6 separate regions of the Homo sapiens genome follow, and regions 2, 3, 4, 5 and 6 are each linked to region 1. Evidence: chromatin loops called from intact Hi-C (ENCODE). Cell type or tissue: A673. All regions are shown on one strand. Region 1 holds the start of LOC107985156 (a long non-coding RNA gene). Region 2 has its middle 24 kb from the start of RAX. Region 3 overlaps LOC105372146 (a long non-coding RNA gene). Region 4 has its middle 19 kb from the start of GRP. Region 5 has its middle 55 kb from the start of SEC11C. Region 6 overlaps CPLX4 (complexin 4).

Region 1 (5,000 bases):
AAAATGGCCATACTGCCCAAGGTAATTTACAGATTCAATGCCATCCCCATCAAGCTACCAATGACTTTCTTCACAGAATTGGAAAAAACTACTTTAAAGTTCATATGGAACCAAAAAAGAGCCCGCATCGCCAAATCAATCCTAAGCCAAAAGAACAAAGCTGGAGGCATCACACTACCTGACTTCAAACTATACTACAAGGCTACAGTAACCAAAACAGCATGGTACTGGTACCAAAACAGAGATATAGATCAATGGAACAGAACAGAGCCCTCAGAAATAAGGCCGCATATCTACAACTATCTGATCTTTGACAAACCTGAGAAAAACAAGCAATGGGGAAAGGATTCCCTATTTAATAAATGGTGCTGGGAAAACTGGCTAGCCATATGTAGAAAGCTGAAACTGGATCCCTTCCTTACACCTTATACAAAAATCAATTCAAGATGGATTAAAGATTTAAACGTTAGACCTAAAACCATAAAAACCCTAGAAGAAAACCTAGGCATTACCATTCAGGACATAGGCGTGGGCAAGGACTTCATGTCCAAAACACCAAAAGCAATGGCAACAAAAGCCAAAATTGACAAATGGGATCTAATTAAACTAAAGAGCTTCTGCACAGCAAAAGAAACTACCATCAGAGTGAACAGGCAACCTACAACATGGGAGAAAATTTTCGCAACCTACTCATCTGACAAAGGGCTAATATCCAGAATCTACAATGAACTCAAACAAATTTACAAGAAAAAAACAAACAACCCCATCAAAAAGTGGGCGAAGGACATGAACAGACACTTCTCAAAAGAAGACATTTATGCAGCCAAAAAACACATGAAAAAATGCTCATCATCACTGGCCATCAGAGAAATGCAAATCAAAACCACTATGAGATATCATCTCACACCAGTTAGAATGGCAATCATTAAAAAGTCAGGAAACAACAGGTGCTGGAGAGGATGTGGAGAAATAGGAACACTTTTACACTGTTGGTGGGACTGTAAACTAGTTCAACCATTGTGGAAGTCAGTGTGGCGATTCCTCAGGGATCTAGAACTAGAAATACCATTTGACCCAGCCATCCCATTACTGGGTATATACCCAAATGACTATAAATCATGCTGCTATAAAGACACATGCACACGTATGTTTATTGCGGCATTATTCACAATAGCAAAGACTTGGAACCAACCCAAATGTCCAACAATGATAGACTGGATTAAGAAAATGTGGCACATATACACCATGGAATACTATGCAGCCATAAAAAAGGATGAGTTCATGTCCTTTGTAGGGACATGGATGAAATTGGAAACCATCATTCTCAGTAAACTATCGCAAGAACAAAAAACCAAACACCGCATGTTCTCACTCATAGGTGGGAATTGAACAATGAGATCACATGGACCCAGGAAGGGGAATATCACACTCTGGGGACTGTGGTGGGGTCGGGGGAAGGGGGAGGGATAGCATTGGGAGATATACCTAATGCTAGATGACACGTTAGTGGGTGCAGCGCACCAGCGTGGCACATGTATACATATGTAACTAACCTGCACAATGTGCACATGTACCCTAAAACTTAAAGTATAATTAAAAAAAAAAAAAAAAAGAATCTTATATGTGTGTACTATGAGGCATGCACAAAGATGTTCAATGCAGCATTGTTTATAATAGCAAAAAAAAAAAACCCTGGAAACAAAGCAAATGTTCATTAATAGGAAATCAATTGTATAAACTGTAATGTATTCATTCTATAAAATACTTTTTAAAATAATAAAGCTGATCTTTATGTTCTGACATGGAAAGAGCTCTAAATCATATTTTTAAATGGGGTCGTGGGGAGAGAAAGCAATTTGAAGATTTTGTATTATTTATGTAAAGATACTGATAATACAATAACATATATTTTCAAGATAGGAAAGCAAGTATGTAGAAAAAATCTAGACAGATATTACTTCTGGGGAGTGTAGTTGGATAGTGTGGAGGAGGGGAGTGTTGGGAAAGTGGGGGAAATGACTTTATTCTTATCTGTAATTTTTTATTCATATAAGGAAAACGTGAAATTTATTTTTAATTGCAAGCAAAATATGAAAACTTTTTTTACAGAAAAGCCTTTAGATTCATTCTTTTCTGCAACCATTCAATTTCCAGTAGACTCTATTCCAATCATGAGCTTCCTAGGTCCCTTACGAAGTGTCCAGTTTACCAAGATTCTACTTACATACATCTTTTCTCATCTTTATGTGCTATGTAAAGCTAAATAAATCTGCTCATTGGAAAGTGCTAAGAGTGGCAGTAAATCCAAAATTAATATAGGGCAGTGGTCTTTATTTATAGGTGTAATATTATTCTGTCTCTATTTGTCCACCTTCAACTCTACATTTCTGAGGGTCATAAGTTTTGGAACCAGAGAGAACTCTGTTAATTTCGCGACTTTGGAGCCCGGATAAATTACCTAATGTCTGTAAGTTTCAGGTTCTGCATTTCTGAAAATCAGGAAAGCTCCTACTTCAAAGCCTTGGTATACTAGATAAGACATTAAAAGTGAAATTATTTAACATAGTGCCTGATCAGCAACGTTCCTTTCCCCTACTGGAGTTAGGAGGCCTTGCAAAAGTCAAGCATGCCTCATAGCTGCGTGAACTTGTGGAAAGTTAATTCACCTCTCTGAGTCTCAGTCTCCTCAACCGTGGAATAAGAATAATGACATTTTCTTGATACAGGTTCCTCTAAGTCACAAATGTAAAAGACAGCAAGCTCAATATGCAGACCATATGGTCATATCAATCTTTGTTTCCCTTCCTTTCTCCGTCTTCCCCTCTAGCGTCTCCTGCAGTTCCAAGCTGACACGGCAGATGGTGTAGTTGAATCGCCCAGGGAGCCTCAGCACAGCGGCCTCAGTCACCTCTCCACAAGGCAGCTGCCCCAAGCTGCATTCATTGGGACAAACCTACCTTCCTTCTAGAATGTGAGTCAGATGCGGCAGTGGTACTGCAGGCGGCAGCAATGGCAGTGTCACAACACAGACTGAGATTTGGCTTCAACACCGAACCGCTTGGGGGCTCTCATGGATGCAAAGTGTGTCGTTTCCTTGTGGAAGGACAGTGAAGGCAGGTGTTTGCTGCTCTCCTGCAGGCTCTTGGGCATGCTTCAGAGGTACTTCTTTCGGGGCCAAGCTCTTATCAAATTAATATTCTGTCCGTAAGGGAGATTTTGTTAATTACCTCGGTTTAATGAAGTTTTTCTTAGCTTTTGGAAACAGAATGTGTTGGCTCTCCATTTTTTGGTCTGTTTGAGTGAAGGAAAGTTGATGTCCTAGGTTGGATACAAGACTGGAATAGGATATTCAGAGGCAGCTTCTTATAGACGACCACCTTTCCGTAACACCATTAGAATTATATGAGCTTTAATCCTGCACCTAACTTTCCAGGGTTTCCTCCTCCAAGAAGCTGCGTTAGCACTGGACCAACGACAAACAAGTGAAGGGCTTGGGTCAGGATACCTGTGTTACAGCTGCAGAATGTCAAGCACAGGGGCAGTGACTACAGCTTGCCAGGGCAGAGCCCACAGAGGTAATATTCCAAAACAATACATTTCCATGTAATTCCAGCAGCAGAATGGCTGGGGGCTGCAAGTTGCATTTGAACAGCACTTCTCAACCTTATCAGACCTAATGCCCCCCTTTCATAACAAATACTGTGTAACTCTCCCCTCTAGTATCCTACAATGAGATGCGCAGATACTACAACTTGTCTATGCACATATTTAATCCCTCTAATGTCCTTGCAGTAATATAAAGAATAAATGAAAGCAAAGTCATTATACTGAATTAATATGTATTTCCATGTGTGAATATGCAGACACAACTATGTTGGAAGGCATAAATAGTCTGATGCTTATGTCTGTTCACAGCATTATCCTAAATATCATGGCCACAAATCCAAATTAAGTGTTGGTGACTCAGGTACCATGCGCTGCATTGAATGACTCAGTAAAATTCCAACCAAATGTAAGTATAATCTTTCTTTATTTTACATACAATTATTATAGATAAATGCCATAAAAATAAGTTGCATTTATATGCAAAACATAGGTAGGTTCTAGGCTCCCTAATAGTTGTAATAGCCACCCTTCCTACACACACAGACACACACGCTTCCTAAAAAAAACTCTGGAAGCAAATATGGCCGCTCTTGAAAACCATTGGTATGGAGGGCCAGATAGGGCCGCAGGGCATGAAGAGGACCTGTACCTGCCTTCCAGAACTCTTAGGTTCTCCAGGTGATTACCCAAGACCTTTCCAACTGCCAAAATCAAGACCTTATTAGTGTAATTATGTAACCGATGCCAGATTTGATAACCATAAAGTAAAGACCTATCACTAGGGCGACTCTGCCCTAGATTCCTATATGATGATGCAGCTATTGTCTCAGACCTGGGATGGAACAACACTGCAACACACCAAAACCAGCCTGGGAAATGCAGGCACAAAAGGACACCCGGTTCATTTCCTAAGCCACCCTCCACTACACTCCATCAGGCCAGGCTTCGGAGGAAAGGCCTGGACGCAAGATCCTAGCAGGCCCTCATGCCACAGGGCCATCCCAGCTCTGCTCCAGCCACTGGGATTATTTGGTGATCAGGAGTATCGATGGACCACTGGTTTAGGCTCTAGTTAATTGAATATTCTGGTTACATGACAGTTAATTCACAGTCCTCTTTGCTTTGATCCTTATAAAACTTTCCTAAATTCATGTGTTAACCCTTCACCAAAACAACAATGTTTACTTAGTTGGAAAGACTCCTTTTTCTTTCCTCTATTTTACAAATTCCTATAATAGTGTTATAATACTCTGATATTAATAGCAATGCATTCAGTAAACACACGGCTCCAGTTTCCTGGCTTAATGCGTAGTACATACTAGAGAATGGAGCTTTTGTTTTATGTTTAAGCGTACTGTAAGGTTTCAAGCTTCTCTTTCTGAGCCATTTTCACT
Region 2 (5,000 bases), 150 kb after region 1:
CAGCACATGACCTGATAAAATGTGGTGTATCCATATGACGGAATATTATTCTGCCATGAAAAGGAATGAGTACTGATACATGCTACAACATGTGTAGACTTTGAAAACATTTTGTTAAATGAAAGGAGCCAGTCACCAAAAACCATATACTATATGAATGGAAATTCATATGAAAGTCCAGAATAGGGAAATCTATAGAAACAGAAAGATTTGTGGTTGCTTCATGATGGGATACAGGGACATGGGGACACAGAGGGGATAGGAAGTACAAAGTATGAAGTTTCTTCTTGAAGTGATTAAAGTGTTCCAAAATGGACTGCGGTGATGGTTGCACATATCTGTGAACACACTGAAAGCCATTGGATGGTGCACTTTGGGTGAATCGTGGGTATGTAAATTATATCTCAATAAAGCTGTTAAAAACGAGACAAAACTAGTCTTCCCACCAGGCTCTTGCTGTTTACACACATTGCAGGCAGGTACTCACATTGGAAAACTTTTCCTAAATACCATTTTCATCATGTTGCTCCCTTACCAGTTCAGCCTATTTAGAATCAATAAAGATGCATTGATTAGCTAACAGATATTGCGTGTCCACTGGCCTAAGTGCAGTGACAAATACATCCACAAAATTCTGCAATTTCAAGCCTCATTGCCTTTTCTACCTTCAAGGCTCATCCACAAGACTCACTCATCCATCTTGTTTTCCATTTGTCTTCTTAGTAACAGAGATCCTCTGCTCTAAACAGCTGACCTTCACAGCGTTGAAGTTCATACTATTGACCTCTATACTATTGCTTGATGTGGACAATGCCTTTTTATCCAAAATTAGAGACAAGCCTAAAATGCCAGCTCTGTTGGGAAAGAGAATAATTACTTAAAAGAACTCTAATGTCAAAGACTGGCTAGAGACGCTTTTTGGTCACTGAGAGTTCAGTGAATGGTGGGGCTGAGGCTGGAGCTCCTGTGAGGAGCAAGTGTGAGAAGAGACAAGCTTGGCCTCAAGGGAAGCTTGGCTTACTTTTCACTTGCAGAGGTCAGCTCTGCTGAAATGCCGGGTTTGTTTTTCCTTCTTTATCTGGGCACACACTATGTTTCCTCTGCAGGATGCTTTTTCTCTTTTCATTGCATCATCTTTCTTTTCTTTTTTTTTTTTTTTTTTTTTTTTTTGAGACGGAGTCTCGCTCTGTCGCCCAGGCTGGAGTGCAGTGGCGCAATCTCCGCTCACTGCAAGTTCCACCTCCCAGGTTCACGCCATTCTCCTGCCTCAACCTCCCGAGTAGCTGGGACTACAGGCGCCCGCCACCATGCCCAGCTAGTTTTTTGTATTTTTAGTAGAGACAGGGTTTCACTGTGTTAGCCAGGATGGTCTCGATCTCCTGACCTCGTGATCTGCCCGCCTCGGCCTCCCAAAGTACTGGGATTACGGTCGTGAGCCACCGCGTCCGGCCTCATTGCAGCTTTCTATTCTTCAATCAAAGCTCATCTCCTCCAGGGGTCTCTCTTTGCTTTTGTTATTGTTGTTGTTGTTTTGTTTGTTTGTATTTGAGAGAGGAAATCTCGCTCTGTCGTCCAGGCTGTAGTGCAGTAGCGCGATCTTCGCTCACTGCAGCCTCCTGAGTAGCTGGGATTACAGGTGCCCGCCATCACGCCTGGTAATTTTTTTTGTGTTTTAGTAGAGTTGGGCTTTCACCATGTTGGCCAGGCTGGTCTCGAACTCCTGACCTTAATTGATCCGCCCGCCTCGGCCTCCCATAGTGCTGGGATTACAGGCGTGCGTGACTGCGGCCGACCTCTCCTTGGTTTTCTTCTATCCCTGACCCACCCCTTCCTACCTCTCCCATCTCCTCCTACACACCCGTTTTTTTTTTTTTTTTTTGGAGAGCAAATGGGTCCTCAGTTAACTTGACTGCCTGACAGTTGACCAAAAATCTGCTCAAGGCTCAAGTTTTAGCCTGTAAGACTTTGTACTCAACCTCAAACAGCTGTCTGAGCACTCAGAAGGCTCTTTTTATTTTTTCTATACCCTACTTTGTTTCTTTTTGGGGTGAGGGAACGCTTCTTTCAGATCACGATCATAGGGAGATTATTGGATTCCTTGTTGGGAGATAGTAAGAACCCTAGTTCTGCTACTGACTTGATATGTGGCTTTAAGCAAGACTTGACTTCACTCTGGCTAGAGTTCCTTGGCTGGGAAATAAAGGGGCTGGACTATAGGATCTGTAATATCTCCCAGCTGCAAAATTCTGATCCGGAGAGCAAATTTACTTCAGAAATTTGGCTGAGGCTGCCATCTGATGGCTATCTTGAGAACTTCAACTGCTGAGTGTGCAGTAGACGCTTCTAGTAGAATGTCTCACTCCCTCTTGCAATCATCAGCAATAAGGGTTTCAGCCAGAAAATGACCTTCCCTTCTGAGTACCCCCAGTCTTGAACTTTACGCTCCCCCTTAAATGAAAAGCTCCTCCTTTTCCACTCACATTCCCACTCAGGCGAAGTCAACTCAACCATGGGGCTTTTTATATCAGTAAAGCCACCTTAAGAAAAATCAGGAGGCTAAGAAAGCTTATGCTTCCATGTTTTCATGCTGCTCCATAATTCTCATCAGGAAGAAATTGGTTTTAAGTTAATTTATTCAAAGTGTGATTGACTGCACCTTTGAGACTCTCATGAACAAATATTTACTTTTTTTTCTTCAATAAAATGAGCTCTACAGTAGGGCAGTTCTTAATTCAAATCTAATCATTTTTTAAAAAATTCAACTAAGAGTAGAATCTTCCTTCCTTCCTTCCTTCTCTTTCTTTCTTTCTCTTTCTCTCTTTTTCTTCCTACCTTCCTTTCTCTCTTTCTCTCTCTTTCTTTTCTGCCTTTTTCTTTTTCTTTCCTTCTCTTTCTCTTTCTTTCTTTCTTTCCTTCTCTCTTTCTTTCTCTTTCTTTCTTTCCTTCCTTCCTTCCTTCTTTCTCTTTCTTTCTTTCTCTTTCTTTCCTTCCTTCCTTCTTTCTTTCTTTCTTTCTTTCTTTCTTTCTTTCTTTCTTTCTTTCTTTCTTTCTTTCTTTCTTTCTTCTCAGAGACAGAGTCTAGCTCTGTCACCCAGGCTGGAGTGCCTGATCTCAGCTCACTGCAACCTGCACCTGCTGGGTTCAAGCGATTCTTATGCCTCAGCCTCCCGAGTAACTGGGATTACAAGTGTGCACCGCCATGACAGGCTAACTTGCTGTATTTTTAGTAGAGATGTGGTCTCACCATGTCGCCCAGGCTGGTTTTGAACTCCTGAGCTCAGGCAATTTGCCCACCTTGGCCTCTCAAAGTGCTGGGATTACAGTTGTGAGCCACCACGCCCAGCCAAGATTAGGATTTTAAGTGCCTGCACAGTCAAAACTATTTGATTCATACTATCCCCTTCCTGGAGGCTTCAAAACACAGCAAATAGATAATAAGTTTAGGCCTTCCATTAGACATTATATGCTGTGGGATTTCCACTTAGGTTAGTCTCTAAAACCTGGTATTGAATACCAAGGCATTAATAAGTATCCTAATATATCACCCATCTAGAAATAGTTACATTTTAAATTTCTGGGGTCATGGTGACCAACCCAAAGGAGTCATTCTTTAATAGTAGAATTTTAGGTGTGTAAGACATCTGGTGGGAAAATTCTTTGCAATTCTGTAATTTTTATGGCCACTCTCCAATAACACATAGGTGGCTGAGATGCTAGTGACACTTAAGGATCCTAGGTTGGAAAAGATATTTTAAAATTTGCTTTTTTCATTCACTTGCTTCCTAGAACAGACATTAATGGTCTCAGGAAGGGAATTATCTTTTTGACTCTGGAGTATTTGTAGGAAACAGCTGTTGTACAGTAAATTAGAATTTGCCTTGGAGTTGAAAGAATTGATTTTCTGTTTTTCCAATTTATAAGACAGGTGCCCTTGAGCTAGTTCTTTAATTATATACCTCAAGTTACTAATCTTATAATTTGCATAATATTATCTACCTTAAGAGTTGTTCTGAAATACTAAACTAGATCATCCAATCGGAGGTTCCAGGTAAGATTTCCGTTTATACTAAAATGGTGTCCACTCCCTTTGTTACTGGAAAAGCCAAAGGCACATCTTTCTTATCCTCTTTTTTAAAGGATCTCATAAGAAAGGCTTCCAGTAAAAACATAATTTTTGAGACTGCATCTTTCCTTCTCTTCTTTTCCCTTCCTAGATATTATGCAAGAGAAACAAAACCTTCAAACACCAATCTCAGTGAAACTAGAAGATAGTTATGACTTGAACATTCATAGAAAATATATAGTGCAGCCCCAAATAACCAAGATTGTCACGGAAGGTATGTAGATGTGAACCCCAAAAATCTGAGACAGCTCTCAGTTAATTTAGAAAGCATATTTTGCCAAGGTTGAGGACGCATGCCTGTGACACAGCCTCAGGAGGTCCTGATGACACGTGCCCAAGGTGGTCAGAACACAGTTTTGTTTTATACGTATTAGGGAGACATGAGACATCAATCAACTTACGTAAGATGAACATTGGTTTGGTCTGGAAAGGCAGGACAGCTGGAAGCGGGTAGGAGGTTTCCAGGTTGTAGGCAGGTGAGAGACAGGGTTGCATTCTTTTGAGTTTCTGATGAGCCTCTCCAAGGGAGGCAATCAGATCTGCACTTATCTCAGTGAGCAGAGGGTGACAGAACAGAATGGGAGGCAGGTTGGCCCTCAGCAGTTCCCAGCTTGACTTTTCCCTTTAGTTTCGTAATTTTGACAGCCCAAGATATTTTCCTTCCACATAGAAAGAAGATAGAAAGATGGCCCAGTGGAAGCAGATCTCAGAAACTGCCAGCAAAAATACACCTCTGAATGTGAAGGGATCCACCTAATGTGATAAACATTTATATTTTGAGTGCAAGTGCTGTGAGATTTAGAGAGAGTGAGGCGGAGATTACTTGGAAGCCACATCGAGGGAAAGTTCCACAAGGAAACGTAGAAGATATTAGGCA
Region 3 (5,000 bases), 630 kb after region 1:
CCCTGGGCTGTCCTCTCTCTGGCCATGTGCTCTCAGGCTCAAGTCCCTTAAAGAGCTGGACAGCAAAGTCAAGGATGAAGGAGAAGGGACAGGCAAAGGAAGGTCTTCCATAGGCAGCACATCCCAAGACATGTGTGTATGAAAACATTCTGGATTTTCTCAAGTCCTTTGGCAACATTAAATTTTTTGTGTGTGTGTACTAAGGCTGAAACAGAAGGACTGGTGGAAAGAGGATTGTTGGTGAATGCACGTAGACAGCCTGTGGTTGCATTGATAAGCCTTGTTAAAGTATTCATGTGAAATTTTACTGTCAAAATGGAGAGATTTAGGGCAATTCTAGGTCCCCAAGACCAGTGACTCTGACATTATTCAAAGTTGACGGACTGGGCTAGGTGCAGTGACTCCCACCTGTAATCCTAGCACTTTGGGAGGTCGAGGCAGGAGGATTGCTTGAAGCCAGGATTTTGAGACCAGCCTGGGCAACATGGCAAAACCCTGTCTCTACAAAAAATGTTAAAATTAGCTAGAGCATGGTGGCATGCACCTGTAGTCCCAGCTACTCTGGAGGCTGAGGTGGGAGGATGGCTTGACCCTGGGAGTTTGAGGCTGCAGTGAGCCATGATTGCACCACTGTGCTCCAGCCTGGGTGACAGTGTGAGACCCCATCTCAAACCAAAACCAAGAAAAAAATTAGCAGACTCACCCTTCCACAAGCTTCTGAGCCTCCCAGAGTGGGAACTGGCTCAGTCTATACAGCTCCCAGCACAGCATCAGGCAAGGGTGCCATCATAAGCCATGTTATTGGAGCCAGTCTGCCTGGGTCCAAATCCAGGCCCCACCATTTACTTCCCCTGTGACCTTGAGCAAGCCAGCTAGCCCTCAGGGCTTTGATTTTCTCCTCTGTAAAACAGGGATAATAGCAGCATTTCCACTGCAAAGACCTGAATGAGTAAAATGGTTAGCACTGTGCCAGGCTCATAGCGCTCTGTAAGTATTAGCTGTTATAATTATTAGGGGTTCAAGTTCTGTCTTGCTCAGCTTTCCAGCTCATTGAAGGCTAAAGACCCAGTGCATTAATTGCTCAAAAATTTGTCGTAATTGCTTGGAACTTTTCATTTACATCCTGCAAAGATTATTTCTGCCATAACATTGCAAAGTTTTCAAATAGCCTTGTTCCCGTTTCTGAATATGGGCAGGGATCCCTTTGGGGTGCTCACTGACCACTCCCAGATGAGCCATGGGTTCTGTCTGGGCTGTGTATGGGGAGGGCGTGGAGGGTGGCATGACGGATGTACAGAGTGGAAGCCCTCAGGACAGAGGTGCCCTGGAAAGTTCGTAAGGCACAGCGGCTGCAAAACCTCTCACGCCCACCTTAGAATTCCCAATGTACTTTCCTCAGTCTCCAGGTCTGTCTTTTCCTTATAGTGTTTCTCAGTGTCTCATTCTGTACGTGAGAAATCCCAGTAAAAATCGAGAGTGGGAACAATGCAAAATAGAACTGTATACTTAAAAATGGTTAACATGGCAAATGTTATGTTTTACAAGAATTAAAAATAATAGTTAAAAAAGCCGCAATTATAAAAACAAAAAACTAGAGTAGGAGGGACCTAGGGACCTCTATTCATGATTTGACATCCAGTTTGGAGAGGCCAGAGTCAGGGAAGCTCCCTGCCAGGATTTCAGTCCTTTTTGTTTTTCCCTGCTGGGTGGGTAGTTTTCAAAACTCCGCTAGAATCTAAACGCTTTTGCTTCCGTGCCCTGCCCCCTGCCCCAGGGGCCCCAGATGGGTATCTGGTTGACTGTTCTCAAGGCAGGGGCCTCCCTCCCAGGAGATTCGGTGGAGCTTTTTGATATTTCTCTGCCCTTTGGCAGCATCACAGGCATGGGCATGGGAGAGGAGGGAGCCGGCCACTTGTCCTGGCCTGTTGATGCATGCCCGAGTCTGGCTGTCATCCCAGCCGCGCTGGCTGCTGTCCCTCGGTCTTCCTGAGGGCCCCCAGGCCTTCTAGGTATTGTATTGAGCCACGAGCTGGACGGGGAGGACCTGGATGTGCGTGGGAGCTCGCGGGTGGGTGAGAGCGCACCACTGCTCCGTGCGCTGCGCAGCTGCAGGGCCCCGGGCAGGTGCAGACGGCGCTCAGACCGGGACGAACGCAAGCCTGTGCTGCCCTCTGCTGGGTACCCAGCTCCCGGCCGGCCCCGAGCTCAGAAGGCGAAGGGAGACCCAAGGCCAGGCTGGGGCCCACGAAGCCGGGCTCCTCTAAGGGGTGCACCCAGCTCCCAAGGCCCCCGGGCGGACTTCGAGCAGTCCCCGCGCGGGGGCCCCAGGGTTTCTCGCTGGGCCCATCATGCCCTCTGGGCTAGGTGGCCAGGACTGTGCTCTCTTGCCTAGGGACCGGGTGAGCTCGAACTGTCCCCATGGGGCGGCTGCGGCTCCTGCAGGCTGTGCCGTCCTGGGCTCCTTTTCCGACATTGCCACCTGCCCCATTTCCTTTCCAAAGCAGAGGTGTAGGCGCCTGCCCACTATCAGTCCCTCTTTGTTGCAAGAGGCTCTGAAGGGCCCTCCCGCCTCCAGACCATTCATTCCCGTCTGACTCTGCAGCCAGACAGATCTTTCCAGAACATTAATCTGATTCTGTCATGCCCTGGCCTGACCTCCTTCAAAGTCTGCCAATTGCCAAGAGGGTCATTACAAAACTCAGCATGAAATACAAAGGACTTCAGATCTGGTTCCTGCTTCTCTTCCACCTTTTAACCCCCAGCATTATGGTCTCTTATGTCTGTCATCTTCCTGTCGAGACCAGAGGCCTTGCGCTCTGGAGCCACACAGCCGGAGTCCTTTCCCAGCTCTACTATTTGCTAGCTGTCTGACCTTGGCCGAGTTTCCTCTCTCTCTCTCTCTCTCTTTTTTTTTTTTTTTAAGATGGAGTCTTGCTCTGTCGCCCAGGCTGGAGTACAGTGGTGCGATCTCTGCTGGTTGTAACCTCCGCCTCCCAGGTTCAAGCAGTTCTCCTGCCTCAGCCTCCCAAGTAGCTGGGATTACAGCTGCACACTACCACGCCTGGCTAATTTTTTTGTATTTTTAGTAGAGATGGGGTTTCACCATGTTGGCCAGACTGGTCTTGAACTCTTGACCTCAGATGATCTGCCTGTCTTGGCCTCTCACAGTGCTGGGATTACAGGCGTGAGCCACCTCGCCAAGCCCCAGAGTTTCCTCTCTTGCCTCAATTTTTCATCTATAAACTGGGGATGATAACAGTAATATGCTTCATAGGGTTGTTGTTAATATTATTTGTATATAGAATATATAAATATATGCAAAGCACTTAGAATAGTATCTGGCACATAGTAGGCACTTTATAAGTGTTAGTCAAGATTATTCACTGAAAATGTGGGGTATCTCAGTATGTTGCCCAGGCTGGAGTGCAGTGGCTGTTCACAGGAGTGGTCATGGCTCACTGCAGCCTCGAACTCCTGGCCTCAAGGGATCCTCCTGCCTCAGCCTCCCTAGTAGCTGGGACTACAGGCACGTGCCACTGTACTCACTGCAACGTCTTCCCTTTGACTTCAACTTCTCCTGTTCATCTGATGACTTGAATAGCCATTTGAGCAACCTATCCAGCAACCTCAGATCAGTTCCTCGATCTGAATCCCAGTGACCTTCACTTCCAATTTACTCAATCCACCCCCACTCATGACCACCCCAGAACTGGCCAGCACTTACACTAGCAGAAGTGTTTTCGAAATCTTACACTTCAGTATTCCACCTTCTGACAACGCCCACCTATCCTTCCAGGTATCGTAATGTAAATGATTTTTTATTTGCTCATTTTCTTTCCAGGTTATCCAGTTTTTTTGCCTCTCCTTTTACTATCAGATCTTTCTAGCTTTTAAAAATTTTCCTGAGTGTATACATTACTGATCCCTTGAACTTTTTTCAAGTTCTTGAACTCTCTTGCACATCCATTCCCTCATTTATTCACTCAGTAAACATCCACTGAGCGTCAGGGACTGTGTCAGGGACGAGGACACATGATGTCTGCCCACAGAGCTTAGAGTGAAAGAAGGCAAAAAACACGTTCACAATTATACAACTTTGCATGAGAAAAATGCTGGGAATGAAAGCAACAGGCTGCCAGGTTGGAGAATAAAGTGGAGAACTGCAAGAGGAGAGTCTTCAGGGATGGCTTCAGAAAAGGTTCTTTGAATGTCACCAAATTGAGGCCATATGGAAACATTGACGAGGATGGTTTTTTGTTTTTAGGAGAAAAGTGTTGGGATTGAAACACTTTCAGAGTTAGTAAAAGTGGACTGGGTGCAGTGGCTCTGATGCCTGTAATCCCAGCACTTTGGGAGGCCAAGGTGGGTGGATCCCTTGATTCTAGGATTTGGAGACCAGCCTGGGCAACACAGTGAGACCCCATGTCTACAAAAATTTAAAAATTAGCCAGGCATAGTGGCACATGCTTGTGGTCCCAGCTAATTGGGAGGCTGAGGTGGGAGGATCTCTTGAGCTCACTGTGATTGCGCCACCGCACTTCAACCTGGATGACAGAATAAGACTCTGTCTAAAAAAACAGAATTAGTAAAAGTGACAAAGTAGAGATACAAGTAGAAATAGAGATGGCTCACCTAGGCTCTGTTTTGGCAGTTTAGAGAGGGGAAGCAGAGAAAATGGCAGATACTAGAGCAGGCAGGACTGGCTCCTTGTTAAAAAATTATTAAGAATTTAAAAACAGTGACGGCAGAATATTAAACCAGGCACAGGGTGCTGTGTGTCTGTAGAGGTCTCATGCCCACGAAGCTGGCTCTGACAGCATGCCTGTGTGCCAGTGAGAATAATTGGTCAAAATGAGGCATATTGATCATATTAGAGGGGAGATAACCAAAGAAATGAAATTTAGGAAAGACAAAAAGGAGATGGAGAGGCTGGGCATGGTGGCTCACACCTGTAATCCGAGCACTTTGGGAGGCTGAGATGGGAGGATCACTTGAGCCCA
Region 4 (5,000 bases), 200 kb after region 1:
ATAGGCAAAAATGTACATTTCCATGGCTTTTTGTAACCTTTTACTAAAAAACACATTTTACTGTTCTTACACTCCTTGCATGTAAATTTATTTTCAGTAGTTTCAATTATACATTATAATGGTAACTCCTAGCAATTTTTAACTTTGGGGTAAAATCTGGTAAGTTGCTTTAATTGTGTGCTCAGTGCAGCCAAAGTTGCCTTCTTAATTAAGGGTGTGGTTAGTTCTACATGTCCCCAGGCCCTACCAATTGTGAAGCCGGCAAGTCAAATAGTTTCCCAAACTCAAAAATCAGTTTGTAACCTCAAAACATTTAGCAAACCTTGCACCTGACCTGCATTTTACCAATAGTCTTTAGAGCTGTTTTTATTTCTCAAAGATTAAAGTCATGTGAACTGAAAGGTACCACAGCTTTTAACTTCCCTTAAAAAAAAAAATGCTTGATTCAAGCACTCGTTTTTCTTTAGGCCAAATTAATAGAGCTCTTTTTACAGACATCACACACAATACACACACTGACAGGCAGAAGAAAACCCAGTCCCCACAAGATCCTTTTTCACAACCAAAACTTTACGGAGAATATAAACAGGGGCGCTTATCATTCCTAGCCTAGCAAAACTTCTTCTGAAAGAAAAAACCTCACTAAATGGTAACTGCTGATGGGGTGGAGAAGGTGAAGGAAAAAAAAAACAGTTTAAAAATGCCTGGGGAAGAACTTCTTATTCTTATGTAACTGGTTTCTCCACAAGGAGAAAAGTTTAATTACTGTCCAATGGAGTAAAATCCCTTGGCTGGGGAAGAGGAAGGCTGCATGGCACGTGGCTGGGAACCAGCCAGCTGGCTGTGTGGGACCCTTGGGCCATGGGTCCCAGCCCCAGCAAGGAGCGGGGAGCAGTGGCAAGCCGGCTGCTCACCAGGTCCATCCTGAAAAAGGAAGGTAAGGCCATGAAAAGGCTCCTAACCCCCGGGAGCGACAGGAGTTGGGAATGTGATTTCCCATAAGCTCAGAACTCCTAGGATGAAAAGGCTCCAAAGAGAGAGGGGAAAAGAATTCTTGGTTTGCATCTCACTCACCACTTCTCAAGCCCCACGTTGGGTGCCAAAAATGTTGCAGGACTTTTCCTTAGCTCAGCTAAAGATGGTGTTCTTGTCCCATGGCCACAAAAATGTAGGCTCACAGACAATTTGATGCATGAGTAAAGCAGGGTTTTATTTGGTGAAAAGGAAAGTAAGTGGGAACAGGGACTCTCTGCAAGGCCAGAGTTCTCTGCTGCTGCACTTCCCACCTTACAGATTGAATCCCAGGTTCTATGCAGGAAGAGGAGGGGCCAGGCTCTTACCCACTGCAAATGGCATGAGCTTCTGGAGGCTCCACCCCACTGTGCAAGCCAGCTGGAGTTTTGCCAGGGACCCCCTCCCACCTGGCCATCTCACTAGGAAGAAAAGAAGGCAAGGTTCTGTGATCTGTACTATGGTCACCCATTTCAGTGGCCTGAAACCCAGCTTGGGGAAAAATAAAGCTGAGTGTTTCACCACAGAGCTGTGTGTCATTCTTATTGTTTTAGTAATGCCATTACTAGTGCCATATACTAAGATGTAGTTACTTTCCATGGAAAGAAAACTTTCTAAGATAAACAACAAATTTCAGCTGTACTTCATTTGCACAGCTACAAGGCTTTTTATCCAGGTCACACTAAAGCTTCTGGAGAACGGGGACTCTGGAGTTTGACTCCTAGGTTTGCTACTTATGAGCTTATGTGTGACCTGGAGCAAGTTTCTTAATCTTTCTGAAGTATGAATTCCAAGAAAATAATGACACCTACCTTGGAAAGTTGTTCTAAGGATTCAATAAAATGCTGTATACTAAGAGCTTAGCATATTTCTCAGTACATTACAAAGTACTCAATAAATAAGATTTCCTATCATTCATATGAAGGAAAAGTCCCTCTTGCACGTTTCAGTTGTCTTTTGCATAATGAGCACCTCTGCCCTCTTCTTCTCCTGGTATTTACAGGGAGGCAGAGGTTTAGTAAATGTAAATACCACTTGGGTAGATGCCAAATCCTCCTCCATGGTCCTGGCCTTCCCAGGGACCAAGTCCTCCTTCATCAGTGGTGTCAAAGAGAAACAGCAGGACAGCTGTTAGAGGTGGCAAGATTGATTTTATTCAGTCTACTCCAGCAGGGGAGAGAGGGACTTTAGTATAGAACCAAACTCAACTCCACTGAAATAACAGATGGGAGACTATTTATTTAGTTTTTGGAGAGATGGGATCTCACTGTGTTGCCCAGGCTGGTCTTGAACTCCTGGCCTCAAGTGATCCTCCTGCCCTGGGATCCCAAAGTGATGGGATTACAGGCATCAGCCACTGTACCCAGCCTAGGCTTTTTAAACCGTAGGTTGGATTGTGCTAAAGGAAAAGTACTGAAGAATGTAAAAGTGGGGCGGCGGGGTGGTCAATGTGATTAGCCATCTGTGTTTGTTAATTAGTGCTTATCTGGAGGAGAAACAAATATCTCATATCTTTATGGCAGGAGGTAGTTTTGCAAATTGGAGCAAGGCACCCACTGAATTTGGTCTGTTACCCTCCCACAGAGACCGGGAGACAAGGGAGCTATGTCCCTAGATGTTTGCATTTCAAAGCCATGGTTCCCAGGTCCTCTGGGTGGAAGGAGATTCTGGGTGGAAGGAGATTTACATCTCAAAGTGGCAGAGAAAGGATTTATAATTGTAAGTTTTCTAAAGTAACTGCTCTAAGCAAAAGGAGGGCAGGGGCCTATAGTTGTTTTAGCTGGAACAAATTCTTTAGGCAGTATTTGAGACTTCTCAGGCAGGCACTTTAAGAGGGACTGGGCTCACAGTCTTGGGCTGATAGAAGCCATCCTAGAGTTTGGTCAGGTTTCTTAGTGTGGGGAGGTTGGATGGAGTCATTCGTGCCTAGAGGTTTGCAGTTGTGAGTGGACATGACTTCCTTGTGGACCAAGGCCTCCCTCTACTGGGAGGAGAATCTCAAGGCGTCTTATGGGCCCAGTTGGACTGACAAATATCTTCACCCTTCATTAATCCTCATCAATCACACTGAGGGTGTGCCAAGAGTAGTTACCTGTTAATAGATGGCTTCTAGTTTTGAGACAACATCTTTTCAAAAGACGGTTTAAACATTCCTATAAAAAATATAGTCTGAAAGGGAATATGGTAAAAATTAAAGTTCCCCATTCCTTCATGTCCGACACCCTAGAGTTGATCATTACTAACAGTTTGTCTGGTATTTTCTGAAAGCCTATCACATGCCAATGAGGCAGATACTCTTATTATTTCCATTTTACAGAAGTGGATACCAAGGCCTCTTTCACATTTCCATGGTGACCAGCTAGTAAGTAGCAGAGCCAGGACTCAAACCCCCACAGTCTGACCACAGAGGACCTGCTCTTATCCACAATGACATGTGTGGAAGCTTTTATTTTTTCCTCTTTCAAGTCAGATCACATTCTATTCTTTTTTTTTTTTTTTGAAACAGAGTCTTACTCTGTTGCCCAGACTAGAGTGCAGTGGCACAATCTTGGCTCACTGCAACCTCTGCCTTCCAGGTTCAAGCAATTCTCTCACCTCAGCCTCCCGAGTAGCTGGGATTGCATGCACGGGCTACAACACCCAGCTAATTTTTGTATTTTTAGTAGAGATGGGGTTTCACCATGTTGGCCAGACTGGTCTTGAACTCCTGGCCTCAGGTGATCTGCCCACCTCGGTCTCCCAAATTGCTGGGATTACAGATGTGAGCCACCACACCCAGCTGAGATCACATTATACTCTGAAGCTTGCTCTGTTCACTAAACAATATGCTAAGGATGCTTTCCCACCACTACACATAAACCTGCCTTACTCTTTTGAAGGAATAGTATTCCTTTGTATGAAGGTATTATCATTTATTTAACCTGTCCCCTGTGGATGGTTATCTAAATTATTGCCCACTTCTTTGTATTACAATGTTTTGATTGTGATGAACATTCTTCTTCTTTTTTCTTTTAAGAGATGGGGTCTCGCTCTGTTGCCCAGGCTGGAGTGGTGTGGAGCAATCACAGCTCACTGCAGCCTCAACCTCCAGGACTCAAGTGGTCCTCCCTCCTCAGCCTCCTGAGTAGATGGGACCACAGGTGCACACCACCACGCCCAGCTAATTTTGTTTATTTTCTGGAGAGATGAGGTCTCACTATGTTGCCCAGGCTGGTCTCGAACTCCTGGGCTCAAGTGATCTCAAGTGATCTTCCCTCCTTGGCCTCTCAAAATGCTGGGATTACAGGCATGAGCCATAGCGCCTGGCCATGAGCATTCTTATACATGATCTTTGTACATGTTAGTGAGTATCTCTGCATGCCATAGTCCTAAAAATGAAATTGCTCTGTCTAAATATGTGCACATTTAGAATTTTGCTGATCATTTCTAAATTTCCCAGAGGTCACCTTTAAAATAGTGCTGTGTGACTGCACTTGGTGGCATCTCACTTGTTTCACTTTTGCATGAAATATTTGGTCTGTCACCACGTACTGACTTCTCAGACTGGTTAATGACTGTTAGTAAATTAGTGTGTTGGGTCTATTGCAGCTGGGAAGGCTCTCTGGAGTACCTGTGTGTACTGATATTTTTGAATTAAAGTTAATAGTTAATCCTCATGAACAGAGTGGGTTTGATAAGCCTGGCTTCAGCTCAGGCTAGAGGGTATCCCAATCACTTTCATAATTGATAAATACAGGCATGAATTTTATCACAATTCAGATTCTAATTCTCCCATTGTGTTGAGTTTTTATTCTTTATTCTTTATTTGAGGCATAAATATCCTAACAAAACAGGTTGAATTAACAATGAAGTTGTTCTTTCATTTGAGCCCCTAAAATCACCTTTTAACTTTCTTGTATTCTACAGAAACCAAATAAACCGATTTTGAACAATTGAAAAATATAGTTTGAATACCAAGGAATATCCCCTTATTTGAAAGAAGATGCTTT
Region 5 (5,000 bases), 320 kb after region 1:
TCTGCATTTTGTTCCCTTTTATTTGCCCACTGTCTTTAAACAACTCGACCAGACAACTTGAACAAAAGCTATGACTGAACAGGGATCATGAAAAGTGGGGGTCCTCTACTTCCACTATGAATGGAAAAGTATAGCACGCTTCCTTCCCTTTGCATAGTGGTCGTTTTTCAAAAGGTTCTTGCAGATGTTGTCTCAATTCCTTCTGTAACGAAACTGCAAGGCAGGGACAGACACTGTTAATAATAAGTAGTCAGGGTGCAGCCTCTGGGGTCAGACTGCCTGATTGAAATCTCAGCTCTGCCATTTATGAGCTGTGTGATCTTGGGGAACTCAACCCCTCTGAGCCTCATTTTTCTCAACTATAAAATGGGATACTAACAATATCTACTTGGAAAGATTGTTTAGTATCTATTTCTATGAGTTTTGTGTATTAAATGAAACAATTCTGTTTGGCACATGGCAAGCACTTTACAGGTAGGAAAACTGAGGTTCAACTAAAGTGATTTGCTTAAAGATTCAGAATCTGGTTTTCTAACTTCCAATTCTACTCTACCTCAAAGTATAGGTTTTGTGGAGCTCAAAGCAGGTAAGCGGCTTGTGGCATTAAATAAAAATTAATGTAAAATTATGAAACAGAACAAAATATATAGATCAGAGAAAAGAAACCCAAGGAATGGCGATGTAACACAGAAAAGAGCCAGGAAGGTAATGAGAGAAAAAGAATAGAGCTAGGCAGAGGGGAATCATGGCTGCCAGAAGCATGAAGAGCCTGAAGCTGTCATTTTCCAGAAAAGGAAACTGAGGCATGGGGCAGTCACATGCAACTCCAGCATACAGGGATGCAGCAATGTGGAAGGAAATGCATCCCCAGAATGCCAGAGAACTTTCTCATTCTGGTGATTCAGCCTCCCAAGTTCCTGGGGAAATTCTCTGGAAGGACTTTGGCATCTTCCCACTGGCTGCCCATCACTGCAGTCAGATAAGCACCACCAGTTCAGCGAGGAAAGCACACATCACAATGTGTTCTTCTTGCTTTTGTTTTATTTTAATCCCTCTAGGAACAGGAGACAGATAACCTTTCAATAATCTGAAATTCCAATAAAAAGAAACTCTCTCTGAAAAGTACACAGTGTTTGGGAAGGCTTTAGTATTTAGTAGACTTTAAAGATTTTCATCAGCCCTCCAATTTCTCTGTGTGCTTTGGAGGCATTGAGGGGAGTAATATTAGCTGAATAAAAGGTCACCACCACAAGAGTTGTTTTTAGCTAAATAAATTTGACATGGCAGGGTTGAAAGCTCTAGATAGATATTAAATTGCTGGTCATACTTGTGAGCAGGTGCAACTCTCATTTCCCACACCCCCAGGCAGCAGGGGAAGCTCTTTCACTCTATGATGGCTTGTAAATTTTTTTCCTCTCTGTTTTTACTCTTTTTCTACATTCTTGTCCTCATTTCCTCTATGATGCATTTCAAGCTTCACCTGGCTTTGCAACTATAAACATTTCCACTTAAATGCTGTGTTGCTGGTTCCCAAACTTGAATAGAATGATCTCAGGGCCTTTGGAGACACTGATTGCTGGGCCCCAGCCCCAGATTTTCTGATGCAAGACGTCTGCATGGGAACTGAGAACCAGTGTTTCTAACAAGCTCCCAGGTGATGCTGTTGCGCATAGTCCAGGAGCCACACTAGGAGAATGGCTGGCTTAGATCACCCTCCCTTGGCTGCACCCTGGACCCTGTCCTAGCCAAGGCCAGCAAATCACTCTGCACTTTTGTCTTCCTGTGGTTCCAAGGAGACTTTCCTCGTCAATATTGTAGCACTGCATTCAAGACCCAAAGATGCACCAATGAAGCTTCCATGGGGGTGCTGTGGAAGTCAGCTTGAGAGCTGAGCAATGCCAGGGGCACTAAGTCTTGGGCATCTCATCCCAAAGCCATCCCGGAAAGCACCCTGCTTGTTCTTTACTCCCAAGGCAGGTGTAGATTCCACGTTAGTCCTTAGGTTTGCGATATCTCTGGCTGGCCCCCAGGGTTGGCTTTGATCAGAGGCCCTGGAACCTGGAGCTGAGCAGTTCTCCCAGCCATCCACTGACCCAGGAATGCCAGAGACCTCCACACGGATCTCCCTCACCAGAGAGCTAGCACTGTCCCTTAGCTGACGGTGGGAGGATCCAGCAGGACATTTGTCTGATGCATTGGGTCTTAAGGATCCAGGAATTTTGAAGTCCAGTCTGACCAGCAGTCCTTACCTTAGAAATTGAAAAATAAATAAAACATAAGATTCATTTCAAGTTCCTCAGAAAGAAAGCAGTGAGAATCACTGAAAAAAAAAATACTGTTTTCCATTGAAAATGATAGATTAGATTAGAAATATTAGATGTATTTCTTAAAGGATTAAGTGAAAACCTTACTTGGGCATTCTAAATTCCTTAGTAGGCTGGTCATTTAAAAGGAAGCAATGAAGGCTCTTTGACTCTTCTACTTCACAGTCTGACAAAATCTGCAGTTTTCCTAGGAGGCTTCCGGTGTGTTCAAGAAGGCAGCGGGGCCGACACTGGTCTCTTACGTGCTGCCCTCTCGTGGTCACCCAAACACATGCAGCTAAAGCTTTCTTCCGATGCCGCTCATCTATTTGTTCAAATCCACAGGAACAGAGCCCAGGATAAAGGCGGACAGGTGATGGAGGTTGGCAACAGCACAGCTGACTCCACGGGTCTGAAACTATTGCTATGGCTGGCACTTCGTCAATGTGTGGGGTTCAGAGGAGGTCAAAAAAAATCATAGAGGCAAGAAACAGTGATTATTCTTTAGACTTTGTTAAGAGGAAATTTGGAAAGAAAACGTGTGTGTGTGTGTGTGTGTGTGTGTGTGTGTGTGTGTGTGTGTGTGTGTGTGTTATGCATATGAACACAGAGGTGGAGAGGGAGACAAACAGAGGAGAGATAATCTGATAGAGAGATTTTGTTCCAGTGCACTGCCCACGTGGTCTGGTAGGAAGAGCAGGTGGGTGAACTCGGGCAGGAGACAACACAGTTGCCTCACTACAAAATGATGTCCTTGAATAGATTATCTCTAAAGTCCCTTCCCATCCCAATTACGATTCTACTTAAAACAAAACAGAAAAGAAACCCCTTTCTTTCCCCGTGCTCATTTCACGCACCCGAGCTGATGGTCCTGGCTGCCCTTCTGCCTGCCTGCTCTCTTGCTTCTCTTTCCCTGTTTTCTAACAAAGAACTCCTTATGCCGTCACTTTGGCTTACATACATGCTGCCTTCTTTTTGAATCCATGGGATTTTCAATATGATGTACTAAAAGTTTCATTTTTCTTTTTGAGTCTCAGTCAAGGGTATTCCAATTGTCTTGTCTCTGAATTTTTTTTCCTTCTTTTCATGATCCCCTAAAACTTTCATGTGTATCTTACCCTGTTCTTTGTTGCTGGGAAAGATAAGTTCCTGGCCGAAAGCTGTCAGTGTCGGTCTTCAGCACAGAGCCTGTCTTTTAGGTGGGAAATACACCACGGTTATTCATTCCATTAATCTGCATATTGGCTTAGAGCGGCGATTCTCAAAGTGTGATCTGGGTACCCTCCAGGAGTTCCTGAAAGACTTCCAGGGAATCCATAAGGTCTACACTATTTTCAGAATAAAACCAAGATGCTTGCTTTTTTCCCTTCTCATTCCTTTATGAGTGAGTGTATGCTGGAGTTTTCCAGAAGCTACATGATATGTGATACTGCAACAGACTGACAGCAGTGGCGGATGTAAGATCAGCTATGTCTTCTATTTAGCCAGCTATTAAAGAGATTTCTGAAACTGTAGCACAATGACAGTCTTCTCGCTAGCATTTTTTGTTTTGAAAATATATGCCCTACCCTGAGCTTAAAAAAAAAATAAAAAAGAGGCCAGGCGCAGTGGGTCATACCTGTAATCCCAGCACTTTTGGGAGGCTGAGGCGGGCTGATCACCTGAGATCAGGAGTTCAAGACCAACCTGGCCAACATGGCAAAACCCTGTCTCCACTAAAAATATAAAAATTAGCCGGGTGTGGTGGCTCACACCTGTAATCCCAGCACTTTAGGAGGCCAAGGTGGGCAGATCACAAGGTCAGGAGTTTGAGACCAGCCTGACCAATATGGCGAAGCCCCGTCTCTACTAAAAATACAAAAACTAGCCAGGTGTGGTGGCACGTGACTGTAATCCCAGCTACTTGGGAGGCTGAAGCAGGAGAATTGCTTGAACCCAGGAGGTGGAGGTTGCAGTGAGCCGAGATTGCTCCACTGCACTCCAGCCTGGGCAATAGAGGGAGACTCTGTCTCAAAAAATATATATATATAAAAATTAGCTGGGCATGGTGGCATGTGCCTGTAATCCCAGCTACTCGGGAGGCTGAGACATGAGAATCGCTTGAACCCAGGAGATGGAGGTTGTAGTGAGCCAAGATTGCACCACTGCACTCCAGCCTGGGCAACAGAGCAAGACTCTGTCTCAAAATTAATAACTGGTATTTTCCATAAAAATATGTTAGCATGAAATGTATAATTTATTATATTTAAAGGAATTTATAAATATTATCCCATTTTTTCCATTTCTAATTTCTAGTATAGTAAATATCAATAGATATATTCCACATAATAAACAAAGGCTCTTCGGGTCCCAGATAATGTTGAAGATATAAAGAAATCTCGAGTCCAAATAGTTTCAGAATCGCTGACGTAGAGGAACCATGGGATTGTGGGGTGACTCCGAAGCTCAGTTTGCACACGTATCCTGGGCCCCGATGTAACATGAGGAGAGATTCGGGGTGGGTGCCAGTTCACTAGTTACCTGATTTTAAAGAGTGGAGGAAGGGGGTTAGGTTCAACACCGTTCCCCAGGAAGCACCTATTCTCAGGTTGCCTTCAACTTTCCCTGAGCCCAGGAAAAGCAAAGCTCCTTTGCGTTGCACCTGTGCTGAGCCAAAAGGGGCGGTGGCCCCAGCTGAACATATGCTGCTGTGTGATG
Region 6 (5,000 bases), 95 kb after region 1:
CATGGTTTTTAAAAATATCTGAGTCTCTTAATTTATGCAGCAGCAATAGAAAAAAAAATCTGAGCCTCAGTATCCTCATCTATAAAATGAGGGCTGAAGTACCTAACTTCATAGGATCTTTGTCTGAGATAATGTAATATAAAGGACCTAGTACAACGCCTGACAATAGAGCTCTTATTATTGACATTATGATCTCTGGGCACAAAAGTCTTATTTCCTGATAATAACAACCAGGGGTCTTGAGGACCGCCAGTCCTTAGGTGTGTAATCAATGCAACAATGGAGGTTCCTGAGCCTCAAGGCCCCAAGCCTTTTATCTGTTTCTCCACTAATGGTAAATCAGCAGTCTTGCTGACTTCCAGATCTTCAGGGGTGAACACCCTTAGGCTTAGCAGTAAGGTTTAAGTACTCTTCCAAGAAAAATAATTCTTAAATCTCTGTGCCAGGGTATCTTTTGAAACAAGAGCCTTTCCAACAGAAACTATGGAAAGAGGAAAAAATGATAGCCATGAAATGCACAAATCCAGGTCCTCTCTGGAGAATGATTGTGGCTATACCTGCATAGGCTACTGCTCTCTAAAGCCAGCTAGGGGGAGGGACCGACATGAAGGATGTTGATAAATAACAGTAGAGCCCACCAGTGTCTTTCATTGCATGGCTTACTGATGTTCATATAGCCCCTTTTCTACAGCTGTTTCAAATGCATAATGCATTTGAGACCCCACCTGATTTTCTCATAGACCATGAAAGAGACCATAAAGCTCATCTAATAATCTCATACCACTGCGTCATTTTACACCTGAGATAACTGCAGCCCAGGAGGGTTAAGTAGCTTTGCAATAAGCCACATCTCCTGTGACAGACTTAGGACTGGAACTCAGGCCCCACAACCATGAAAAAGAGCAGCTTGTTCACAAAAGGACTTCAACAGGGCTCCTCCTTTCAAGGCATTTGTTCTTTCTACTCTTTTTTTCTTTTTCTTTTTTTTTTTTTTTTTTTTGACACAGAGTCTCACTCTGTCACCCAGGCTGGAGTGCAGTGGCATGATCTCCCCTCACTGCAAGCTCTGCCTCCTGGGTTCACCCCATTCTCCTGCCTCAGTCTCCCGAGTAGCTGGGACTACAGGCGCCCACCACCACTCCTGGCTAATTTTTTGTATTTTTAGTAGACACGGGGTTTCACCGTGTTAACCAGGATGGTCTCGATCTCCTGACCTTGTGATCCGCCCACCTCGGCCTCCCTAAGTGCTGGGATTATAGGCGTGAGCCACTGCGCCCGGCCTCTTTCTACTCTTAATATTTTGAGCTGTTCCCCAAAATTTTAGGGCAGTTTTGAATTCCACGTGGCTTAAAAAAATGGGAGCATATTATTTCTCCTGTGTTGTCTAACGGTTTGACCCTAGATCTGCAAGTAGCTGTCTAAATTCCAAATACAATCCAAACAAACAGATAAGAATTTCACTTGAGAACATTGTACACACCATCATTCATTGCAGTTTACTTCCAGGTGGGGACCCCCTCCTCCAAGGGCGTTTTTATATTTGGTTGCATTTGTAACAATGGATTCTACACACAATGTTTCAAAACCGTGCCTATGGTATGGAAGATACTACAAATACCAATAATACAATTGCCTGCTTTTTGTAAAGCACATGGAAATTCTAATCCCGTGTAGCTAGCTATAAAAATAGCACCTAATAAAACTATATGATAAGAAAAATCGGCTACTCTGGGCAGACTGCCCTGCTCTGCAAGGAGCAGTTTAAAAACTAAAATTTAAAAGTTTAAAAAATCAGCTGGATCGTATTCCACTTAGTCCAGTTATCACCAGCTGTGGCTAACTTCCCCTACCCCAGTGCAACACTTTGCGCTTGCAAACCAGCCCCACCCTTGGGCGCCTCCTCTGCCTCCCGCGCTGTCACTTGTCGCACGTTACCCTCCCGCCCGCGTCCCCGCACTGACGAGGCTCTGGGTACAGGGACCCTTCGATGGCCCATGTGGCGAAAAAGAGGCTGCGGGGGACAGACACGTTTCCCAGGCTAACGTCTGCCCAGGCTATGCAGAACAGCCGCTCCCGTCCAAGCCAGATCCTGGCTGGAGCAAGGAGGGCGCAGCGGTCGCCAGCGCGGGCCCCGAATCCTCGACGCCGGCGCCCCCTGGTGTTCCTAGCGCCGCGGCCACTGGCACCCGCGGGAGGCGGAACCCGGGCTGCGGGTGGTGGCAGGACCAGGGAGGGGCAGAAACCAATTTCTAGAGGTGACTTAAAAAAAAAAAAAAAAAAAGTCTTGATAGGTCATTGGATGGGATGGGGGGGAAAACAAAACAACAACAAAGAAAGAAAGAAAAGGAAAAAAAAAAAGCCTTACTATTTTGTTATTAAGGACCAGATCGTGCGTTTTCTATCCTCCCATGGCATAACGGGAGAGGGAGCTCGCAAACAGCCGAGTTTCCGCTGTCTCCGCAGTGACCAGGCTGCAGAGAGATTCTGAAACGACAGCAATCGAGGGCGGGCTGAAGGAATTGGAATCTTCGGCCTTGAGAGATGACTGAATAAATGAAGCTTATGGGGGGCAGAATCATGCCCCAGGCCTCCAGTGCCATGCTTTTTATTCTAATACTGAATTCAGCCAACTTACCCAGTGGCTTAGCTGCTGGTTGTTATTGAACTGTAGGTACCTAAAGTCTGTCTCTGATTACGCAGAGGAAACTCCGTAATGGAACCTTTAGAAAGCCATCCTTAGAGAGAGGCCGGACGCGGTGGCTCACGCCTGTAATCCCAGCACATTGAGAGGCCGAGGCGGGCGGATCACCTGAGGTCAAGAGTTCAAAACCAGCCTGGCCAACATGGTGAAACCCCGTCTCTACTACAAATACAAAAAAAAAAAAATTAGCCGGGCAAAAAAAATTAGCCGGCCATGGTGGCGGACCCCTGTAATCCCAGCTACCCAGGAGGCTAAGGCAGGGGAATTGCTGGAACCCGGGATGCAGAGGCTGCAGTGAGCCGAGATTGGGCCACTGCACTCCAGCCTGGGCGACAGAGCAAGACTCCATTTCAAAAAAAAAAAAAAAATCAGAAAAACACAGTGGGGATGCGAGGTGTAGGGTTTTGTCTCCTAGATGCTTCATTAAGGAGCAAGGAGACCCTGGAAGGCCAGACAGTGCCCATCTGGGTCACTAAGAGATGTGATTGACAAGCCCAAGGCATGGTGCTCTGTCCAAAGAACTGGAGGGAAGGAGAGGAGAGGCAGGCCTGCCAGTGCTGGCTCTTACTGAGGCCAGGGGAGGGCTGACCGAGGGCTGAACCAAAGGAACTGCTGTATTCGGAGGGAAACAGAGCAACAGATTCCCAAGTCCTTATAAGTCCCCTCTTTGGGGCTTGGCTTCCAAGGTCATCTGAGGAACATGCCAACCATCACTTCCCTCCAACCTTCTAAGTTCTTTTCCTAGAACAGGTTCAGGTTCCTGGATGACCACAGTACTTTGGCTCCTCGACACCAGTGTCTGAGTGCTGTTTCTCTTTTCAATAGACTTATTTTTTTACATCCGGAAAAGCACATACCATATGTGTGCACTCAATACATAACCATAAGGATCATGTAAATGTAGGGACGTTCCGAAGGTCACAAAGCTTGCTGTGACAAATGGAGACTCAAGCCTCCTTACTCTTCATCCAGGACTTTTTCGTGCCCCCTTCTCCTCATATCCCTCTAAACTGGGCATCAGATTCCTGGTGGTAGACTTTAGAACTGAACAGACTGTCTGACAAAGAAAACGGCACAAGACAGAAAGCAGGGGTCACTGGGACTCTAGTGGGTTCCTAATAACCGTCCCCTCCCTGCCAGGTTTGCAGAATACTTAACCTGTGCCATCTTCTAAAGCCCATATTGGGTAAGCATTCATAGTAATAGTATTAACAGCCCACAGGGAATTGGACGAATTTAACATGTCCTCCAGCTAATGAGGGATGACCCCCTGGGTGCCTCATTCACAATTCCCCAGGGTCACCACCACAGCGGTTACATAACAGCAGGATTCAGTTCTAGACCCTTCCCCTGACCAAGGCCCGACGGGGAGCAGATTTGAGAAAATGTCTTCCCGGGAGCTGTCAGGTCTAATGAGGATAACTATGTCACATTTTGGAATTAGAACTGTATTTTCTAAAGAAATTATTTGGCTGGTGTTTCCTCTGAAAAAGAGTTTCACTCTATTGCTGACAGGGAAAAGCAAATGTAGACTCTTTGAAAAGGAGCAACATAAGCCATAGCCCTCTAGATAAACAATAAAAGGTCTTGGGTCTCAAGTTTATTAATTGTTAGTGACAATACTATTTGCTATACCAATGTCTTTTGGTGACCATTGTTAATTTTGGTAATCAGATAAGTAATTAAATAAGGGCAGTAATCAAATTGCAGTAATCTGCAGTAAGTATGTATATGTATATGTATCTATACCAGTCATTATAATGTTCGTGTACACATATCCAGATTATGTCGATTTCCTCTAGTTGTCAAATTATAGGTCATCAGAGGACTTAAAATGCCTAAAGTCATCCATGATGCTCACGTTAGATTTGGATCGCACACCACTAATTATTCCACATCCTGTATCTTCAGTTTCTCCTTCTTGATTGGCCTCTCCTTAATAAAGGAGGTCAAATCTCTCCCATCTAAAACAAGGAAACAGTACTTTCTGAGTAAACATGGCTTTTTAGGTGTCTTCCCTTAAATGACTAGTTCTCACTGCTCTGCTGAAACCTTCTTCTTCCAGATGTTCAGGGTCTGTCTAAATACAGTAAGTGGTTCCCTTAATTTCTCTTGGGGCCTCTTTGTTTCTTCTAGCACTGGTGATCTCTTCTTCCTTAAAGCCCTCTCTCTCCTCAGCTTGCAGACATCACCCTCTGGTTCCTGTTCTCGTACTGCTTCTTCTTTATGAGTTATCTTTCTCTGTCTGCCTGCAAATTGTGGGATATTCCGGGGTGCCCCCTTGGCTGGCTCTTCTTCT

What was found. Hi-C counts contacts between places; a loop is a spot of excess contacts. Peaks named below come from ENCODE experiments on the same cell type or tissue, not always from the same donor. Only the 100,000 strongest peaks of a DNase experiment are listed, where the experiment ranks them.
Region 2: a loop joins it to region 1, with 10 times the contacts of the local background. A loop is called at or near these places in 78 of 110 quality-filtered maps.
Region 3: a loop joins it to region 1, with 17 times the contacts of the local background. A loop is called at or near these places in 8 of 110 quality-filtered maps.
Region 4: a loop joins it to region 1, with 4 times the contacts of the local background. A loop is called at or near these places in 4 of 110 quality-filtered maps.
Region 5: it touches region 1 in a loop (8-fold over the local background); 35 of 110 quality-filtered maps call a loop at or near these places.
Region 6: it touches region 1 in a loop (9-fold over the local background); 98 of 110 quality-filtered maps call a loop at or near these places.

What each region holds. Positions count from the first base shown.
Region 1 is chr18:59,400,547-59,405,546 of GRCh38, reverse strand. It overlaps LOC107985156 (a long non-coding RNA gene), which reads left to right and starts at 2,197. Exons shown (of 9, transcript XR_001753470.1): 1 at 2,197-3,159; 2 at 3,434-3,575; 3 at 3,916-4,012. In A673, a CTCF peak has its summit at 2,869; a DNase peak (open chromatin) is centred at 2,946.
Region 2 is chr18:59,246,673-59,251,672 of GRCh38, reverse strand. No RefSeq gene overlaps it. Among named protein-coding and RNA genes, the nearest start is that of RAX, 24 kb to the left of the region's middle. In A673, a CTCF peak has its summit at 2,300 (motif pointing left); a DNase peak (open chromatin) is centred at 2,262; H3K27ac peaks cover 894 bases.
Region 3 is chr18:58,765,777-58,770,776 of GRCh38, reverse strand. The region is part of intron 1 of LOC105372146 (a long non-coding RNA gene); the gene reads left to right. Among named protein-coding and RNA genes, the nearest start is that of LINC01926, 46 kb to the left of the region's middle. RefSeq lists an enhancer at 1,856-2,005 and a silencer at 2,086-2,235. In A673, CTCF peaks have their summits at 1,983 and 2,185 (motif pointing left); a DNase peak (open chromatin) is centred at 2,166.
Region 4 is chr18:59,198,960-59,203,959 of GRCh38, reverse strand. No RefSeq gene overlaps it. Among named protein-coding and RNA genes, the nearest start is that of GRP, 19 kb to the left of the region's middle. In A673, a CTCF peak has its summit at 2,989 (motif pointing left); a DNase peak (open chromatin) is centred at 2,969; H3K27ac peaks cover 1,144 bases.
Region 5 is chr18:59,081,940-59,086,939 of GRCh38, reverse strand. No RefSeq gene overlaps it. Among named protein-coding and RNA genes, the nearest start is that of SEC11C, 55 kb to the left of the region's middle. In A673, a CTCF peak has its summit at 2,587 (motif pointing left); a DNase peak (open chromatin) is centred at 2,549; H3K27ac peaks cover 778 bases.
Region 6 is chr18:59,305,823-59,310,822 of GRCh38, reverse strand. All of the region lies in intron 2 of CPLX4 (complexin 4), which reads left to right. Among named protein-coding and RNA genes, the nearest start is that of CPLX4, 10 kb to the left of the region's middle. RefSeq lists silencers at 1,863-1,922, 1,963-2,012, 2,063-2,132. In A673, a CTCF peak has its summit at 2,191 (motif pointing left); DNase peaks (open chromatin) are centred at 2,162 and 2,432; H3K4me3 peaks cover 1,238 bases.